Regions from separate parts of the Mus musculus genome. Here regions 2, 3 and 4 are each linked to region 1. The links are chromatin contacts, found by Hi-C or POLR2A ChIA-PET in ENCODE. All regions are on one chromosome and are shown on one strand. The core of a region is the stretch at or near the end of the contact, and the rest is flanking DNA. Distances in the headings are between cores, read along the strand shown.

Region 1 (2,964 bases), core at 119-2,618:
AGGGATAGAGAAAAGTGGAGAGATGCTTTTCTATTATTTTGGGGGAGGTGGTGAGGAGAAAAACTATGGAGGAGGAGATATTAACCCTCTCCTACCCAGAGCGGAGAAGCTGGGCCGAGTTCATTTCCCCTTCCTACGCGAGAATAGGGGGGAAGCCCCCTCTCTGGTCATAGACTCAGATCTCCCAAGGAGGAAGGAGTTTGGGGGGCTAGACCAGCCCTCCAGGGGACGGGAAAAGGCAGGAGCCGACTCTCTCGGGGGAGTTCCCACCACCGGGAGAGCGGAGTGTCCGCGGGCCCCCGCCCACTCAGGTGGAGTGAGCAGAGGGGGCGCCGAGAGAAGATGGGCCCAGCCTCCCGGGAGACGGTGGGGCGGATTGGTGGGAGGAGGGGAAGAGAAAAGCGCAAAGCTGGCCGGAACCTGCGCTCCCCTTCCCCCGCCACCTAAAGGGGTAAGAACTGGAGGCAACACCGGCGCGGGGGACCCGGCCCCAGAGCGTCAGGCCGGCACAATACCCCCTCCTGGGCCCTAGCCCACACCCGGTCCGCGACGCCCCCACCTCCGTCCCCGCGGGGCACGGTGGCCCTAGGGGGCCTCCGCCCCGCCTCCCCAGCACCCAGGAACCCCCGGGCTACGAGGAGTAGGGACTCCGCGGAGGCCAATCCCTGGCGAGGGACGGCCGCAGAGCCCCAGGGTATCTATGGAGAGCTAAAGCGCGCCAGGGCCGCTTCCCGCCGGGCTTTCGGGCCGATCGCTTACCTTCTCCGTTGCCGATGTCTGGCGGCGGCGCCTGCAGCACCCGCTCCAGCTCTGGGAACGGCAACTCGGGCAGGTCCAGCAGCGGCCCGTAGCGTTCCAAGAAGGAGCAGACTACGGCGAAGTTGGGGCACGAACCCGGGCAGCCCGGAGGAGCCATCGCCGCTGCCGCTGCCGCCGCCGCCGCCGCCGCCGCCGCCGCCATTTTGAACTGGAGGATGGAGGAGGAGGGGATGGGGGGGCGGGAGGAGTTGGGGGGACCGAGGGATGGCAGGGTAGCTTTACGGACGACAGGAGGCGCTCTCGAGTGGACGCCCCTGCGGCGGCGAGCGTCTCGCGCCAGGCGCCGCGATCCCACAATACCACGCCGGCCCGGAGCAGTCGAGAACTGAGTTAGATCGGGGACAGAGAGGCACTCTGGGCCCTTCACTTTCCGCCCTCTTCCCGTCCCCTTCCCTCTACGACTTCAAGGCTCCGACTTCTTCCCTCCCACTTCGGGGTCGCTACTGCCTCGTGTGACAGGGGGAATGAAAACAAGGGAAGCGGGGCGGAGAGGTTGGGGGCGGGACTTTCTAAGAACGATAGCCAATGGGGGGAGGGGGCGGAGCTTCGGGTGTGGGCCGGCTGAAGGCGAATTCCAGGCCTGGTGGCTGAACCGCTGTGGCTCAGAGTCCCTCGGCTAGCTGCAGGGAAAGGTGAAGCACGGATCCGACTGGAGGAACAACCGCGAACAGAAGCGCTGCGTGAGTTTTCTGCGGGATCTGGGAACGGAGACGACCAAGAGAGAGAGACAGAGAGGGAGTTGAAGAGAGACACCAAGATGCAGCAAAAGAGAATGGCAGGGAGGAGAGAGGTTAGGAGAAGGAAAGGTGCGGTTGTGGCTTGGCGCGGGACCCTGGAGAGAAGTCTCAGAAAGTTTGCTGAGGGGTGTTGCCCTCTCCTGAGTGTTGTGTGACCAAACTTTTCCTGGGGGGACGGTAAACACATCTCACCCCAGACAGAGCTCCCACCGACAGACCGAAGTACAGATAACACCAAAGTCCAACTTGGCGAACCAATGCGTTTTATTTTAACAGGAGCATGGATAAGGGGTCACTTACAGGAGCAGGAATGACTCAGAGACAGCTGCGACCCCAGGGCCCACCCCAGCATGGGTGACAGATTATAAAAACTGCACAGCCTGCAGGCAGCTCACTGCGTTGGCATGTCCTTTCCAAGTGACTCTGGTCTGAACCTCTTCCAGGCAGCTCAGCTGGCTTCTGCTCCTCCCAGGCAGCTGGTCCCATCTCAGAGTCTTCTTTGCAGTGCAGCTTGTCTGAGAGGCTTTTTTTTTTTTTTTTTCAGCTCAACTTCCTTTAGTTTGAGAGAGACGATCACCTTTTACTGTTTGCTCTGACAGAGAGAGACCTAATGAATCTGGTTAGTTTCAGGGACTTCCTGAAGCTGTTTTGAGTTGTTTTACTGTCCTGTTTAAAGAGCTTCCTTGCCAGATGGAACCGGTGGACCAGGGCCTAAGGTACTCTGTGGATCACTAATGAGGAATTGCCTCTGCTGGGTGACCAAATCTGAGGAACCACTCTCTACTCGGGAACTAAGATGCTAAGAAGACTCTGGGCTCAGCTCAGGCTCTAAGTTGGCCAAGGTCTAGAGGGTGAGCTAGGATTCTACTTAGAAAGCTGGGAGTTCGCTGCACAGCAGTAAGCTTGTTAGGAAGCAGAGTTCTACTCCATTCCAGAGTTGGTTGTAGCATTCTCTCAGAAAGAATCCCAGAATGGGGAAAGTCATCAACAATGGAAAATAAATAGAACCTGCAGCTTAGGAAGCAGTATACTGTATGCTTAGGAGCAGGAAGTAAGTTTGAGTTGAACCAGACTTGAGTCCTATCCCTAATTACTTTATAACCTTCCGAAGTTTCTTTGTTACTTTGAACTTTAGTAAAGTGAATAATAATATCTACAGCATGGATAGTTCACAGTAAAGTGGTTAGTATGTTTTTCTGTCACATTGAATGTACTTTGAAAGATTCCTTCTTGTCCTGGCAGGTGGCAGAGTCAGGAAGAACTCTGAGTTCAGGCTATAGAGTAAGACTGTTTCAAAGAATCAAATCTTTCTTATAAAAAAATTATAATCTAGATTGAATCCAGCTATATTGAGCCTACAATTTATTACATTATGCCAAAATTTTAAGAATATATTTAAAACTTACAT
Region 2 (2,964 bases), core at 273-2,772, 180 kb after region 1:
GATGCTGACCTTCATGTCTAACACAGACGATTAGCTGGGATGAGTCCTAGTGGCTGGAACCATTTCATTAGCATTCTTGTGCTGTGGTCCTTGGCGCCAACTGATGGTTTAGATTGCTGACAAAACTGACCCTCACCACTGAACTTCCTCAGTTCTCAAAAGTTTTCATGTCTTCCCCACCCAGAGAATAAACTGCCCTCGTCTGATAGCCTCTGCAGCCTTATCACTGTAATCTTGCAGCTAAGTAATCAAATTCACCCACTTTCAGAACGCCTTGCACACCCCACCCCCACCCCCAGACATACGAAGTTCTTTTAACTCTTGCTTGATATTCAAAGTTAAGTTCACATCTAGTGACATGATAAAGACATTTGCCACCAAGTCTGACTTGGGGAGTTCAATCCCCAGGGCTGACACGGTATTGGAGAGAGAACTAATTCAGGTTGTTATCTCCCCTCTACCCCCCCCCCCATATAAAGAATAACTATAACAAAGACAGTTAGTTTGCTTCTACATGTATCTTTGGAATTCTACAGTTCTTAGCACAGCTACATTGTGTAAGCTAAGCTATTCTCAATCGTGACCAGAAGCCAGTGACAAACTAGAATATACAGCTTGCTAGTTTATTGACAGTCTCCTATTCCAGAATAAGGGCAGTAGTAGCGTCTGGAGTTTTGTCCACATTAGTCCTCTCCCCAGACCTTATGAATCAAACCAATATTTTAACTGTATATTATTTCTATGCACTCCAACTCTGAGAAGCTCTGGTTCTAAGCACACACCAACACAACACAAGCTCCTCTCTTTAACTAGACCGTGGGCAAGGTGCTTTAACTCTGCTTGGGTCTCGTGCTCTCGTCAGTACAATACTTTCTCACGTCTGAGAGAAATGGGCTGGGCAACCGTTTAGCACGAAGTACAACGCGAACTGTGAGGAGCCCTTCTTGAGTCCTTCGCAGACTTAACCGTGGGGTTTAGAAGTCCCCATTGCACTGCACTTGGTTTTCTTCAATGTGGCTACTCTTGGCGCTGAGAACCCGAGAGGGGATGCACGCCCTGGGAGAGCCAGGCGCCCCCAGCTAGGCAGGAAGGCCTCGTAGAGCACAGATGACCTCAGCGGGCAACCCTGCAGCTCCTCGTCCGAGCGGGATCGCCCGCAGCCCTCACCTGCTCTCATCACCGGTCGCATCCGCAGCATGTTGTCCATCAGGCCCGTGCAGTAGCCCAACAAGCCCATGTAGACAAGCCGCGGGTCGTTCAGCTTGGGCGGGGGCAGGCTCCGGGCCTCGTCCGGCAAGAATTTTAAGGGCTCATGGCCCGGCCGGCCGTTCATCATCTTGAGGCAGGTTCCACGAGAGGTTTGACCTCGACTCCAACTATAGGAAAAACAACGACTCCAAACGCCGTGACCGAGCTACCGTCCTCCTCCGCGCTCTAGGCTGAAGGGCATTGCGTACGGCGGTGCAGCACCCAAAAGCTTCCCTGTGCGCTCAGCCTTAGCAACCTCTGCACGCGAGGTTCCGGGCTTCTAAGTGGCCCACAACGCGTGAAGGCTTGCGCTGACATTGTAGTGTGTGTGTGTGTGTGTGTGTGTGTGTGGGGGGGGGTTATAATAAATAACCCACAGTGGGCAAAGGCTAGGAAACATTGGTATGTATGTATGTATGTATGTATGTATGTATGTATGTAGTCCAGTTACCACAATCGAAATTGTCTCTCACTTACTTGCCCCCAGGCCTATGGCTCTTCAGAAAACATTATCTTAGCATCCAAAAATCAACATCTACAAGTGGTCATAATGGCTAGTTCATTTATCTAAAGCCTATAAAAGCAAGCTTTCTGGGGTTCCAGCAGTTCGTTTGCAGTTACTTCCCCCACCCCCAAAGCCTAAAATGAAGGTAAGGTCAGCACCAGGGTATTCGGAGGTCAGGAGCGAATCATTTACCCTAACCTTGAGATTCAGTTCTGGCGATAGTCTGCTAAAATGGTTCCCCCTAGGCCTTCAGGTCTATGTACGTGGCTGAGAGAAGTGTTCCCCAACGGATTAAGGAGTGAAAGAAGGAATTCCTAAAGTTCTATCAAGCGATTGCCTAGTCTCTTTCCGCTCACCTAAAATAAAGGACTTTCCGTACTTGAACATCTCCCTTTGGAAAGCCCTTCCTGATACTGAAAATGTATATGCTTCTAAGACAGGAGTACTAAATACCAGCTAAGAGTCGAGTGCGGGGATATTCCTCAATACTTGTACTCTTTGAGGAAAATCCAGTGAGACACACAGATAAAAGCAATGGAGCATGTGAGCAAATCTCTCTTAAAATCGTAGTGGTGCCTGTAATCCTAGCAGTTGGCAAGCAGTATGTCATTCTTGGGTACACAAGTCCCTGCCTAAAATAGATGAAACAGACAGACAATACATAAAAGCAATACAGTTGCATCAGCTTGCGCAGACCGGGGTTGAGTAAGAGAAAGGGAGACTATTTATACGGTCTGGGAATCTACCTAACTTTACCATGTAATTAGCAAGTTGAAATGGTTTTCTTTTCCCTGTATCTTTGTCCAACACTGGTCTGAACTGGAAGTTATTTATTTCTTTTTGAGATTTGCTCAAGGTTTTTCATCAGGTAATTATCAGAGCCCACTAGCTAATTATCCTTTCTTGGAAGGAGGAAGGGAATTTATAAGAACCAGGGCCAGAGTCTCCTTTAGTGCCCCGCCGTGAGAGTGAGACTCCACACCTCCACTGCTCACCTCTACCTTCTGCCTAACAAAGGCTGGGGTGGGGTCTTTCCATATCTCTGTGTAGCACTAACTGACCTGAAATTTGCTACTTAGTCCAAGATAGCTTCAAACTAATGGTAAGTGTCCTGCACCCCACCCCACCCCCACTCCCAGTGCTGGGAATATAGTCCTATACCACTCTAGTTACCTCCACTCCACCAAGAGGACTCTTTACTTTACTTTTCT
Region 3 (2,964 bases), core at 226-2,725, 160 kb before region 1:
TCAATGCCAATAATGCAGCCATCTATCCCTCTTTCCCAATATTCACTTGCTCACACAGCCACACCGGAATCTGCCTGGCAAGTATCTGAACTTGAGGTTGGCGGACTGCACCATCACCCTCCACACCTTCTGTGGCCCTGGCCCTGGTATGCCATGGTTGGAAGTCACAAAGACCATCTAGGAGGAAGGTCGCCTCAGAAAGTGACTTCCAGAACTATTTTAATATTCCCTTTTTCCCCCCTTCCCTTTTGCTCCGGCCCCGCTCGCACTGGACCATAGGTTTTTTATTTGTTTTTCATTAAGGATGGTTGTGAGCCACCATGTGGTTGCTGGGATTTGAACTCACGACCTCCGGAAAAGCAGTCAGTGTTCTTAACCGCTGAGCCATCTCACCAGCACCTATTTTAATATTCTTATTTGGGATATCTATAAGGCAAACTTCACAATAGATGTTAACTGTGCTGGAATACTTGACTCTCAGCTGGTGCAAGACTTCAGCTCCAGGCTAGCTTCCTTTCCATGGCCCCTCAAACTCCCTTCTTTCCATCCTGCCTCAGGTTGTCCCAGGATTCTGGGAAGCCAACCAATCCAAGGGTTTCCTTCCCACACTGGATGCCAATGAGAACAAGCAAACAATGTTTTCTTAGTATTTTAATATCTCATGATGAAGATAACATAAACATTATAAACTTTGAGGACTTCATGCCTAAACCACCACCTGCAGGCAAGGTGCTTCCAGCAGGTAAAGGTGCCCAATTGAGGACTTGAGTTTGATCCCTGGGACCCACCTTGTGGAACACATGAGATTGGGCACAGCGACCCCCGTATGTATGTATGTATGTATGTATGTATGTATGTATATACATACATATATATATATGTGTGTGTGTGTGTGTGTATGCACATATATAAACATAAATAAGACAATTAGATAATTAAGCAAATGCATTCGATAAAAAATAAAACACAACATCCAAAGTTTGGAAATAGTGGCGATAGCTAGATAAAGTGTGAATATAATTAACGTCAATTTTACACATAAATGGATATATATATTTTCCCCCACACTTACGAAAAAAGTTCGAGTGTGGGTGAAGAAAACCAAAGCTCTAACACCTTGTCAAACCAGTCAAACCTCGGTTCTCACGCCCACTCCCAGTTGACCACAGCTCCTTCCCTGAGGGTCACCTCCTCGCTCCTCAACCTCAGTCTCTCCATTAGTAAAAACGGGGTGGCTGCAAAGATGACCTCTGGGGCTCCGTGGAGTACAGTTTCCGGAGTGTGCAAAGATCAAGGCAGAGTTCCCAAGCCACGCTCCGATCGCCACATGCTCTAGCACCAGCGTGGTGCGGTCTTAGGCTCGGGGTCCGGCGCTGAGAGCCCAGAGCTCGGGCGCCACGCGCGTGCGCAGTGGTCTCGGGGCCCTGGCCCTGTGCTGAGGGAGGCGGCGGAAGGCGGGTGCGCGTGGGGCTCTACAGACCGTTGTCCCCTCCGCCAGTGCCCAGGGACAGCTCCCTCGCCGCCTCCTTTCCCCCGCCCTCCCCCCCTCCCCGGCTCAGGTCACATCTGCACAGCGCAGCCGGGGAGGGGAGGAGCCCTCCAGCGCGGAACCCGGGCTCTCCACTCGGCCCGCCCCTGAGGGGCGTGGGAGGGCGGGGCGGCGGACTTCGGACTCCAGCCCCCGACGCTCCTCTGTCCCTGCCGCCCTCAGCCATCCCCAGCGGTGAGGGAGCCATGTCCGCGCTACTGGGGCTCCGGCCCGAGGTGCAGGACACCTGCATCTCGCTGGGGCTAATGCTGCTGTTCGTGCTGTTCGTGGGGCTGGCCCGCGTGATCGCCCGGCAACAGCTACACAGGCCCGTGGTCCACGCCTTCGTCCTGGAGTTTCTAGCTACCTTCCAGCTCTGCTGCTGCACCCACGAGCTCCAAGTGCTGAGCGAGCAGGACTCTGCGCACCCCACCTGGACTCTGACACTGATCTACTTCTTTTCCTTGGTGCATGGCCTGACCCTGGTGGGCACAGCTAGCAACCCGTGCGGCGTGATGATGCAGATGATTCTGGGGGGTATGTCCCCCGAAATGGGTGCCGTGAGGTTGTTGGCTCAGCTGGTTAGCGCCCTGTGCAGCAGGTACTGCATAAGCGCCCTGTGGAGCCTGAGTCTGACCAAGTACCATTACGACGAAAGGATCTTAGCTTGCAGGAATCCCATCCACACCGACATGTCCAAAGCGATCATCATAGAGGCCATCTGCTCCTTTATTTTCCACAGCGCTCTACTGCACTTCCAGGAGGTCCGAACCAAGCTTCGCATCCACCTGCTGGCTGCACTCATCACCTTTTTGGCCTATGCAGGTTTGTTATTCCTACCAAACACTTGGCAGTCCGGAGCCTCTATGACCAGAGGTTCTAAGTTCTTTACCGATACATTTGAGCACCCCCTGCACCCTACCCTGGGCCACTTATTATTCTAACCACCTTGCAGCCTAGCAGTTGGAGCCAACATACAGATCTTCATTCATTGCTGTTTTGAACACCCAGAGAAAGCAGACACTCCGGTGCCGAAACTAAGATCGTGGCAGATTACTGCCAAAGGCTTAAATAGCCCACAAAGGGATTGTTTTAATGTTAGAAAGGCAGCTTATCAGTTACGGCTCTCATGCCAAGGTGGTATAGATTGCTTCTGACACTCTTACTGAGAAACGATCCGGTCAAAAAGTTCCTTCGAGCTTAAAGTGCACGATAGGTCAGTAGTTGACCGCGAGGAGAAGCAGTTCTGTAGCTGCATTCACGTCCTACTTTTTTCCTACAAATTACTTGTCATATTCCTTATGTGGAGTTGCACGTGGACTTTTAAGTAGACTCCCATGAAAGGTGTGTTTCAAGTTTAAACTGTTCTTGTTTTGTTTTTACGAGACAGGGTTTCTCTGTGTATCCCTGGCTGTCCTGAAACTCACTTTGTAGAC
Region 4 (2,964 bases), core at 256-2,755, 130 kb after region 1:
TACGCTACAGGGGAGAACCCCGATGGATCTATGGCTCAGTGTGGTCAGCAGCAGGGACGACCACCAGAAATTTAACAAAAATGAAACTGACTAGGTAGTCAAATTAATACTTGGCAAAGAAAAATAAAAACTGAAGCAGAGCTATAGCTCAGTGGTAGCACACTCCCTTAGGATGTATGACATCTGGGTTTGACCCCCAGCAAAACACACACATACAGGCACCCCACTAGGAAAGAGGAAAGGAAGGAAAGAAGGGGACAACAAAACCTTCCCTGAATGGAAGTATAATTAAACCAAGTTTCAAAGAATGTACACAGATAGCAAGCAGTTCATCAAACAAACCCACAGCTCAAAACCACAAAGCACAAAAGGAAACAAGGCAGAGGGGGAAAAGTCAACAGAAACCTGTGGGGGCCCCTTAGTGCTGAGACTGTTGGGATACAGTGGGAGCTTACTTAATGTCATTAAACAAATAAAAGCAAGCATCTAAAACCTGAGCACACTGGGCTGCAGGCACGGCTAAGTGGTGGAGCGCTTGCCTAGCGTGCACCAGGCCCGGAGTCCCATCCACACAGCTACAAAACAAAAACCAAAGAGTGACTTAGACATGAGTAAAGAACAAGGACGTACGAATTTTTAAAAAGACCACGGAGATTTTTAAAAGTCAAATAGACCCACAAAAATGAAAAGCTCAAGTAGCCGAAATAAATCATAAGTGCAGTTGAGAAGGAACTCAGGAAACGCCCTTGAAGGAGCAACGGTGTATATGTATACTATTCTTAGGCAAGAAAATTGGAAAATAGAAGAACAAAATGCCTGAACTTGTGGGGATGAAGGAAAACAGGTGCTCAAACCTTGCTGATTGGAATATGAACTGCTGTGACCTTTAGACATTAATTGGCCATCTCTACCAAAGGGGTGGGGGAAAGAACCCTACTTTTGGGACTCCATCCGACAGAGATAACAAAAAGCACCGTTCTGAAGGGTATGTGGGTGAATGTATTTGCCACTGATCTGTTTGTGTTAGCAAAATTAGATAGTTAACAGTTGACTAAATCACAGTCTGTCTGTGCCATGCAATGTTATGTGTTAAAAAGAGAGATGGGGGCTGGAGATATGGCTCAGCAGTTAAGAGTGCTTGCTGCTCTTTCAGAGGAGGAGAGTCTGGTTCCCAGCGCTCACATCAGGATCTTCACAACTACCTGCTAACTCCAGCTCCAGGGAAGCTGATGCCCTCTTTTAGCCCCATCCACCCACCCACAGGCACATGCACACCCCACATGCACACATACCTGTAATTCCAGCACTTGGGAGGTAGAGGCAGGAAGAGAAGATAGTCAGAGTTCAACATCATCCTTATTCTTGGCTACATAGCAAATTTTAGGCCAGCTTGGGATACACTGTTGGGTTCAGGGTAAAAGTTGAGAAAACTCATTTCAGATATGGAAGCTTAAAAATGAAAGCTTTGTTTTCTGAGCACTCAAGGAGGTGGCCAGTTCTGGATCTGAAACATGTCTGAGAAGAGGGATTGTACACCATCTTTAAAGGATGGGAACACAAAGCAAATGGGGGCTGGGGGGGGGTGCAGTGTTATCTAGTTGTGTGTGACATTGTGGGTTAAACAAGGGAGTAGCCATCAGAGACTGGGCTGCATCCAAGCACCTGGCTTCAAGGTCCTTGATTCACTCTCCTAAACATTAGGTCCGGAGCCCAGACTGATAAGGGAAAAGGAGCTGCTTGGCTGCACGTAGTCAATTAGGGCAGAACAGGCAATTGTTTATGCAGTTATAGAATGTATGCACTTTCTGTATTCTTTACCAGGTAATAGACAATTGAGAAAACAGAAGTGGGATAGGTGTTCATTCCTAGGCCTGGGAGCATGAACTTGTTTGACCTGCCAGCAAGATGGACAGGTTGTCCCTGAGATGTGTGGACTCAGACAACTGTGTATAACAGAAGATGTTCAGCCATTGGGAAGTCCCCAGCTGCCCTAAGGCCTGGGACCTTGAATTTATTTTTCTCCCTTTGATTAAAAGAGTCTGAAAGTGAAATGGTAGTACTTAAAATAAATTTCTTTTGCTTGTTCCCAACAACACGAGAAGAAAGAGACAAGAAAAAAGTAAGCCTGGAGAGGTGTCTCAGTAGAGCCATTAAAAATACTCACTATGGCTGAGTGTGGTGGTGCATGCCTTTAATCCCAACACCAAGGAGGTAGAGGCAGGGGATCCCTATGAGACAGAAGCCAGCCTATTCTGCATAACGAGTTCCAGGCCAGCCAGATCCTATCTCAAAAGAAAAACAGAAACAAAACAAAACCAAACAAGCAAACAATAAACAAACAAGACAATACAAGACAGCAAAAGCCAAAATCAACAACTCAGTATAGTGGTACAATTTGTAATCCCAGAGCTGGGGAAATAGATACAGAAGGATCCCTGGGGCCTGCCTGCCTGCCAGTCTAGTCTAATTGATGAACTCCAGACCAAGAAGAGACCCTGTGTAAAGACAGACAGGATGACACCTGAGTTGTCTTCTAGCCTCTACACACATACATACACATGCACATGTACATACACATATACATGCTGCTCCATAAACACGCACAGTTAAAAATAATAAAAAGAAAAATAGAATAGTATTACAGCAGTCATGTAGTGGGGATCTGCTGGTGAAAACCATAACGAGTATAGCAAACCATCCTCGTGCAAGTTTGTATCTGCATTTATCGGCATTCTCTGTGTAGCCCTGGCTGTCTGGGAATTCACTCTGTAGACCAGGCTGGCCTTGAACTCAGAAATCCGCCTGCCTCTGCCTCCCAAGTGCTAGGATTAAAGGCGTGCGACACCACTGCCCTGCTGGGATTTTCTTTATTGATGAGTGATGTGGAAGAACTCAGCCCACTATGGGCTGTACCATCCCTGGGCAGGTGGTCCTGGGGTGTGTAGAGGAATTTTAATCCAGCAA

The links. A loop is a pair of places that touch in the nucleus more often than their neighbours do. ChIA-PET counts read pairs that join two places held with the same protein, here RNA polymerase II (POLR2A).
Region 2: POLR2A ChIA-PET joins it to region 1 with 25 read pairs in Patski. The contact joins the promoter of Ndufc2 here to the promoter of Aamdc in region 1. POLR2A ChIA-PET finds 5 or more read pairs at or near these places in 3 of 5 experiments (Patski and embryonic stem cell).
Region 3: POLR2A ChIA-PET joins it to region 1 with 18 read pairs in embryonic stem cell. The contact joins the promoter of Aqp11 here to the promoter of Aamdc in region 1. POLR2A ChIA-PET finds 5 or more read pairs at or near these places in 3 of 5 experiments (Patski and embryonic stem cell).
Region 4: a map of left cerebral cortex shows a loop between it and region 1 (2.7-fold over the local background). The contact joins the promoter of Kctd14 here to the promoter of Aamdc in region 1. A Hi-C loop is called at or near these places in 1 of 37 maps with a recorded cell type or tissue (left cerebral cortex). POLR2A ChIA-PET finds 5 or more read pairs at or near these places in 3 of 5 experiments (Patski and embryonic stem cell).

What each region holds. Positions count from the first base shown.
Region 1 is chr7:97,577,901-97,580,864 of GRCm38, reverse strand. Aamdc (adipogenesis associated Mth938 domain containing) reads left to right here and starts at 1,368. Exons shown (of 5, transcript NM_001177945.1): 1 at 1,368-1,499. It overlaps Rsf1 (remodeling and spacing factor 1), which reads right to left and starts at 969. Exons shown (of 16, transcript NM_001081267.2): 1 at 760-969. The coding sequence starts at 961.
Region 2 is chr7:97,398,561-97,401,524 of GRCm38, reverse strand. Ndufc2 (NADH:ubiquinone oxidoreductase subunit C2) reads right to left here and starts at 1,522. Exons shown (of 3, transcript NM_024220.2): 1 at 1,168-1,522. The coding sequence starts at 1,336.
Region 3 is chr7:97,736,758-97,739,721 of GRCm38, reverse strand. Aqp11 (aquaporin 11) reads left to right here and starts at 1,475. Exons shown (of 3, transcript NM_175105.3): 1 at 1,475-2,353. The coding sequence starts at 1,735.
Region 4 is chr7:97,449,875-97,452,838 of GRCm38, reverse strand. Kctd14 (potassium channel tetramerisation domain containing 14) reads right to left here and starts at 1,505. Exons shown (of 3, transcript NM_001136235.1): 1 at 1,293-1,505. The coding sequence starts at 1,354.